2 separate regions of the Homo sapiens genome follow, and region 1 is linked to region 2. Evidence: chromatin contacts called from ENCODE Hi-C or POLR2A ChIA-PET data. All regions are on one chromosome and are shown on one strand. Each heading gives the region's core, a stretch centred on a gene start or an enhancer-like site at or near the end of the contact. The rest is flanking DNA. Distances are from core to core; before and after follow the strand shown. Region 1 holds the start of ZNF555 (zinc finger protein 555). Region 2 holds the start of PCSK4 (proprotein convertase subtilisin/kexin type 4).

What was found. Hi-C counts contacts between places; a loop is a spot of excess contacts on that map. ChIA-PET counts read pairs that join two places held with the same protein, here RNA polymerase II (POLR2A). Pooled maps may share reads with other maps.
Region 1: a loop to region 2 is called in a pooled map, with 24 times the contacts of the local background. The contact joins the promoter of ZNF555 here to the promoter of PCSK4 in region 2. A Hi-C loop is called at or near these places in 6 of 50 pooled maps. POLR2A ChIA-PET finds 5 or more read pairs at or near these places in 2 of 52 experiments (HEK293 and T-cell).

Annotation. Positions count from the first base shown.
Region 1 is chr19:2,840,205-2,844,088 of GRCh38, forward strand. It overlaps ZNF555 (zinc finger protein 555), which reads left to right and starts at 1,271. Exons shown (of 4, transcript NM_152791.5): 1 at 1,271-1,371. The coding sequence starts at 1,369. RefSeq lists silencers at 732-841, 852-1,041, 1,262-1,561, 1,602-1,651.
Region 2 is chr19:1,488,225-1,491,737 of GRCh38, forward strand. PCSK4 (proprotein convertase subtilisin/kexin type 4) reads right to left here and starts at 2,126. Exons shown (of 15, transcript NM_017573.5): 1 at 1,934-2,126; 2 at 1,569-1,673; 3 at 1-56. The coding sequence starts at 2,122. It overlaps REEP6 (receptor accessory protein 6), which reads left to right and starts at 2,957. Exons shown (of 5, transcript NM_138393.4): 1 at 2,957-3,160. The coding sequence starts at 3,046. RefSeq lists silencers at 1,866-2,295, 2,516-3,055, 3,086-3,205.

The DNA.
Region 1 (3,884 bases), core at 21-2,520, 1.4 Mb after region 2:
AGCGATTCTCTTGCCTCAGCCTCCCTAGCTGGGATTACAGGTGCGCGCCACCACGCCCGGCTAATTTTGTATTTTTAGTAGAGACAGGGTTTTGCCATGTTGGGCAGGCTGGTCTTGAACTCCTGACCTCAGGTGATCCGCCCGCCTCGGCCTCCCAAAGTGCTGGGATTACAGGCGTGAGCCACAGCGCCCGGCCAGCTTTTCAATCTTCCAAATTTTGGGGGGATGTACTTAAAAAAATGATCTGAAAACATTTTCCTTAGAGTTTAAAATATGAACTTGAGAGTTTTTTTGTTTTTTAATATGGAGTCTCACTCTGTCGCCCAGGCTAGACTGCAGTGGGGCGATCTCGGGTCACTACAACCTCCACCTCTCGGGTTCAAGCAATTCTCCTGCCCCAGCATCCCCAGTAGCTGAGATTACAGGCGCCCGGCACCACGCCGGGCTGATTTCTGTATTTTTAGTAGAGAAAGGGTTTCACCATATTGGCCACGATGGTCTCAAACTCCTGAACTCAGATGATCCGTCCACCTCGGTCTCCCAAAGTGCTGGGATTACAGGCGTGAGCCACTGCGCCCAGCCAAATGTGAGGGTTTTAATGAACATCTCATATCTTCTGGTTGATTTGAGCAAAGCTCCTGCCCCCTGCCAGGCTTTGGGTTCGGCCTCCCCCAGACCGGGTCTCCGGATTCGCAGCCCCCTGGGCGGGGTCTCCATGTCGCCCGCAGCGCGATGACGTCACGTCTGCGGGTCCCGCCCCCACGTAGGTCTCGGCCCTTCGGACCCGGCGCCCAGCCCCCGTTCGCCCTGCCAGGCCCGGGCCGCCCGCTTGCATCCACCTCCTGTCCGGACAAGGGGTCGCCTCGTGAGGAAACTAGTCTGGAGTTCCCACGCCCGTCCCGGAGGAGGACGCGGGCGGGGCGCCCGAACTGCGGGGAGAGGGCGATTCCGCCCCGGGCTGAAACCAGTTCGCCCAGAAGCCAGTGTCCCCGCAGGGCGGGACAGCCACGCGTGTTCGCAACGCTCCCGTCACTCACCGGCAGGGGGTGGGCCCTAGGGAACTACCCAGTCAGGACGGGCGGGGGCGGGGCCGAGACAAGTATCCAATGAGGGACGCCCAATCGGAATCCGGGGAACTGCCCAATTTACAGCGCCAGGGGACGGACTGGGGAATTCTCCAATCAGAGTCGCCGACGTTGGCAGCACTGTCCAATCAGAAGCGCGGCTTCCCGAGCTCTGTCTAATCAGGCCCCTGGGACGGGACGCCTCTGTCCTAGCCGTGAGTGCCCCGCCTGCCCCTAGCGGTCCCTGGCGTCCCGGTTCCTGTCGCGCTCACCTGCGCCGGTAGCGAAGAAATCGCCCCGGGACATGGTGAGTGTGGCGCAGGAGAGGATCCCGGTGCGGGGCAGCAGGAACCGGCGACCGCCCGAGACCGCGGCTTGGGGGGAGCTGAGGGACGCGGGGGGCGGCCCCGGCGAGGGCGGCGCAGGACGGGAGCCTGGGCCCCGGGGGTCCCGCCCGGCCCCGCCTCCCGCGCTGAGGTCGCGGCTAGGGCGCTCCGAGCTCCGGGTCCCCGCCCGCCTCTGGCCCCAAGGCTGCAGAGCGGGGAGCGGCGCCCGGAGCCCGACTCCGTCCCCGTCGTCCCGGGGTCCCCGCGTCCCTGCGCTCCCGACCCCCCACGCCCCGCCCGGGGCCGCGACGCCTCGGAGCGTTTCGCTGCGGCTTCGGGACCCCCGGGCCGCGGGAGGCAGAGTCGCCCGAGACCCCGAGGTGCGGTCCAGGCTCCCCCGGGACCCGCCCTGGGGCCGACGCCGCGGTGCCTCCTGGGGTGCGGGTCCCTGGTCGGTGCCGCCTCCGCTCGCGCTCCCGCGGCTCAGCTCCTTGGAGGCCCCGCGCCTCCGGCCGCGGTCTCTGGGGGACCCTGGGTTCCTCCCGGGACAGCCCGGGAGCGGTGGGGCCTCGGCGGGGGCGGAGACGCCCCCACCTGCAAAGGCAGCCCCTGGGGCGTGCGAGGTTTCCTCCCCTGAGTCCCGGTTTTCCTTCTTGAGGACTTCTTGTCCCCTCTGACCCCAAGATGCCTGGGGTAGGTAAGGGGAAAAAAAACAAGGGTTCCTGGTCCCTGGGCTCTCACACACAAGGAAGAAAAGTAACTGAAAAGACTAGAGAAACAAGGGAGAGCGAGGACCCCAAAAGCAAACGCACGCAGACCCACAGCGGGGACGCCCGGGAGGCTGGTGCATTAGTGTCCTCGGACTGCTGTAGCAACTGACTGCAAACGAGGGGGCTAAAACCACGGAAATATATTCTTTCACGGTTCCCTAGAAAGTGTGGATTTGAAGACGTTTCTCAGTTCTGTTTTGAGTACTAGCAATGGGATTCCTTGCTGAGGCAACACCTGAGTTGGGGGTGGGAGGGCGTCCGTCGTGGTAGCCTGGCCAGACTTGACCCCTCCCTGGGTTTGTCACTGTGAAAAGATTTTCCTTTTTTCGAGTCAGCAGTTTTTAGGAAGTGAAACGTACATTTAATTAGTAGAAGTTGGAAGATAAAATATTTCCAGGCCGGGCGCGGTGGCTCAAGCCTGTCATCCCAGCACTGTGACAGGCCGAGGGGAGCAGATTACTTGAGGTCAGGAGTTGGGGACCAGCCTGGCCAACATGGAGAAACCCCGTCTCTGCTAGAAATACAAAAATTAGCTGGGCGTGGTGGCGGGTGCCTGTAGTCCCAGCTACTCGGGAGGCTGAGGCGGGAAAATCACTTGAACGCAGAAGGCGGAGGTTGCGGTGAGCTGAGAACGCGCCATTGCACTCCAGCCTGGGTGACAGAGCGAGACTCCGTCTCAAAAAAAAAAAAAAACTTCCAACGGGGTGAATTTCAGGAAAAAAATTAAAATCTGTGTCTTACATTCCATTTGTTAAACATTCCCTGGAGTGTGTGTCGTTTCTCAGATCTGTTATTTTCTGTTTTCTTTTATTACTATTATTTTTTTGGGAGCTCTGTTGCCCATGCTGGAGTGCACTGGTGCGATCACAGCTCACTGCAGCCTCCACCTCCTGGGCTCAAGCAATCTTCCTGCCTCAGCCTTCTGAACACAGGGACTCCAGGTGTGTGCCGCCATGCCTAAGCTTTTGTATTTTTTTGTTTCTAGGGATGGGGTCTCATTCTGTTACCCAGGCTGGTCTCGAACTCCTGAGCTCAGGTGATTCTCCCTCCTCGACCAGCCTTGTTCTTTTCTTTTGAATGACAATAAATAGGATTCCAGGGCCTAAACTTCAAAATGTTACTGGGGAGAAGAGTCTCAGAGAAACAGAGAAAATCTCCTTTCCACCATACGTGCAGAAAAATGAATACATTGCCACGAAACATGTTGCAGATAAATTATACAAATTTACCAAAATATGTTATTCTCCTTGACATGGTAGAGAATTTTTGACGGTGGATGATTCTGTTCTGCTTCCAATACTGCAGTACCCTTACCTTAATTCTATAATACATTTTTTGTTGTTCCTGAAATAGGTAGAATACAAGATATTTTTCTTGTTTAGATGACAATTTGTCCCAGCTCCTTATATTAAAGTGTTTATCCTCTGCAATGCCGGCCCTGGCACTGATCAGATTTCCCCGAACACAGGGGCTGCCTCAGGGCTGTGTCCCTTTACTTTGTTTTTTTGTTTTGTTTTGTTTTGAGACAGGGTCTCGCTCTATTGCCCAGGCTAGAATGCAGTGGTGCTGTCTCGGCTCATTGCAATCTCTGCCTACTGGGTTCAAGTGATTCTCCTGCCTCAGCCTCTAAAGTAGCTGGGACTGTAGGCACCTGCTACCATGCCTGCCTAATCTATCTTTCTTTTCTTTTCTTTTTTTTCTTTCTCCCTCTTTCCTTTCTCTCT
Region 2 (3,513 bases), core at 876-3,375:
ACCACGACAGAGCGTTTCACCCGCCGCTGCAGCGTCTGCTGCTGGAACCACTGCACCTGCAGAGCAGAGGGTGCATCAGGCCTGTCCCCTGCTCGCCCCTGGGGCCCCTCGTGGTTCAGGGAGTGAGGCAGCCCCGTGCCCTGGGACCCTGTGTTTGTGGGGGTTGCTCTCCAGGGTCCCCATGTGCCTGGGGCTCTGTCTGCAGTCGGAAGGGGTCGAGGCTTTTGGACCACCTGTCCTTGGGCCCACAGACGCGTCGTTGCTGCCGCGGGTGACTGCAGGTCCCCGGGTCCCCACCCCACTCTCTCCCCCATCCCTGTTCTAGATCCTTCTATCTCTCTCCTGCATCACTTCCTTATTTTTTTTCTTTTTTTGAGACAGAGTCTTGTTCTGTCGCCCAGGCTGGGGTGCAGTGGCGCAATCTTGGCTCACTGCAACCTCTGCCTCCTGGGTTCAAGCGATTCTCCTACCTCAGCCTCCCAAGTAGCTGGGACTACAGGCGCACACCACCATGCCCGGCTAATTTTTGTACATTTAGTAGAGATGGGGTTTCGCCATGTTGATCAGGCTGGTCTCGAACTCCTGAGCTTAAGTGATCTGCCTGCCTTGGCCTCCCGAAGTGCCGGGATTACAGGCATGAACCACCACGCCAGGCCTGGCTTCTCTCTTGCAAACCACATCAGGAACTGGCCACTGCTCTCCCTCCCGGTGCTGTAAGCAGGCAGCTGTCCAGTCCTGTTCAAGGCACTTCCTGGCCTCCGAGGGCTTCCCAGGCTCCATCCCAACCCCTCAGCTTGACATCCCAGGCATTTTCTAGACAGGGCCCAGCCCGATGGGACCCAGGCCCCTTTCTGAGCGCCTGGACACTGCGTCCTGAGGGCCACTGGGTGACTGTAAGCCTCCTACTTTTTTTTTTTTTTTTTTTGAGACGGAGTCTCGCTCTGTCGCCCAGGCTGGAGTGCAATGGCGCGATCTCGGCTCACTGCAAGCTCCGCCTCCCGGGTTCACACCATTCTCCTGCCTAAGCCTCCTGAATAGCTGGGACTACAGGCGCCTGCCACCATGCCCGGCTAATTTTTTTGTATTTTCAGTAGAGACAGGGTTTCACCGTGTTCGCTAGGATCTCGTCTCGATTTCCTGACCTTGTGATCCGACCGCCTCCGCCTCCCAAAGTGCTGGGATTACAGGCGTGAGCCACCGCGCCGGGCCAAGCCTCCTACTCTTTGGAACCCATTACGGTGTCGTAAAATCCCCTTCCCTCCATCCCATGACCTAGACGGTGGGGAAGTCACGCCGTCTGTCCCTCCTTACCAGAGCCCCTGGGGCCCAGAGGAGGGAGGGGGAGGACAAGAGGTGCCCACTGTGTACCAGGCCCTGGCAGGCGCCATGATTTCCGTATCTGGGTCTTCCTGCCTCCTCTTGCTGTATAGACTTGGGGCCCGGGCGGGTCTGAGCCACAGAAAGCACACAGCTGTTCATAACAACCACGAGAACCACAGAAGATGGCTGGTGGCCCCAGGAGGCAGCTGAGACCCCGGGCAGGGGGTTGGCCTCCAGGCCAGGCTCACCTTGGGGTTTTTCTTCAGGTGCAGGCGGTGGCCCCAGTGCGGGGTCAGGGACTGCTGGACCACGCCCCGGTGCCGCAGGTGAAAGTACTGCCCGTCAGGGAAGATCTGGGGATGTGGGGAAGCGGCCGCACCGATGGGACCCGGCTCCCCTGCTGAAGCCCCCGAGGGCCGGTAACAGCCCCCTTCTTTGTCCTTCCCCAGCAGGTGCTCTCTGGGAGTCCCAGAAGCTGAGCTTGGCTGAGGCAGGGGTGGGCTGGGACTCTTGATATTTAGAAGACCTTGTGGGCTCCCTCCCCCTTGTCGGGGTCTAGGGTTGTTCAGTCCCCTCCAAGCCCCCACTTCCCGTCTATCCCGGTCCCACCCACCGGCCCCAGGTTGACGAAGCCGAATTTGCGTGCCAGGCGCTCGACCTCCCGGTTACCCTGGGACACCTGGACGGCCCAGCTGCTGACATAGATGGGGGCTCGGACCGGGGCCCACCCCACAGCCCGGGGGCGGACAAGGGCCAGGGCCAAGACCAGGCGCAGCCACAGCGCAATCGGGGCGGGCCGCATGGAGGCGGGGCGGGAGCGGGGCCTGCGCAAATCCCCTCCCTCCCGCCAAACCGCCGAGTGGGCCCAGGCGTCCGACCCGCCCCCGGCGCCATAGCAACGCAGAAGGCTTCGACTCCCAGGGGGCCTTGCGGCTACTCAGCCAGGAGGGGCGCGAAGATCTAACAGAAGCGGGAGAGGGACGCACGCCTGCCCGTCTTCCGCAGACCCACACCCTCGGGAGCCTCAGTTTTCCCATTTGTACAACGACAAGACTAACCCAGAGAAGCGGGTTCACTGTTGCGATAACGCGTCCTACCCTTTGTTTGACCTCTCCCACTTTCCAACACACCCCTCCTTCGAGAATCAGCCCGGCCTCCTGTCCGGCCTAATCAGAATCATTCTTTTGCGTAATCCCGCCTCCTCCGATAAGCCTCGCCCCGTTCCCGCCCCTACCATTCCGCCCTGCCTCCTTTGTGATCAGCCCCGCCCTCCACTGGTCTCGCCAATGAATCGCGTCCCGTTTCTCCAATCGGCTCGGATGTTTCTTTAGCCCCTCCCCCCGGTTCCGCCCCCCCACGCCTCTCCTCGCCCTGGCTCCACCCTTCAGCCAATAATCCCATCCTCTGACACCGCCCTTCCAATCAGCTACGTCTCGCTCCGGCCCGGCCAATCGGTGCCCTGGGCCGCCGCGCCCCGCCCTCTCCCGGCGGGGTCTGGGCAGCGGCGGCCGTGGCGGAGGGCTATGCGGCGGGGGAGACGGGGCAGGCCCCTCCTCCTTTGTCCGCCCTGCCCTCCCATTGGTCCTAGCGGGGGGCCGGGGGCGGACACCGGCGCGGGGCCGGAGCATCGCGGCTCAGGCTGCGGGAAAGCGGTGCGCGTGCAGCGGGGTGGGTGCCCTGGTCCGCGGGCGAGCTCGAGCAGCCAACCCCGGGCGCGTCGGGGCCATGGACGGCCTGAGGCAGCGCGTGGAGCACTTCCTGGAGCAAAGGAACCTGGTCACCGAAGTGCTGGGGGCGCTGGAGGCCAAGACCGGGGTGGAGAAGCGGTATCTGGCTGCAGGTGAGCCGTCGGCGCTAGCCCGTTTCGCCGACGGGCACACCGAGGCCATGGGCCTGGGGGTCGCAGACCGGACTCCTTCCCCGGCTACGGGGTCCGGTCCGGCCGGTGGAGCGCGCGAGGTGACTGGGACCTCGAGGTCCGCCCGCAGCCCTTCCCTTGCCCGCGCCCTGCGACCCTGCTCCCGGGCCACCCCTCTCTAGCTTCCGCCCCTGGCCGCCCCCCGACGCCTCCTTCCGGGCGCTGGGTGCCTGCCATGCCGAAGTCCGGTTCTTCCAGTTGCCCAGTGGCCCCAGAGGGGTCGGGATGCCAGTGTCCTGCGCGTTTCGCCGTCCCCCTTCCCCCGTGGACCCCGG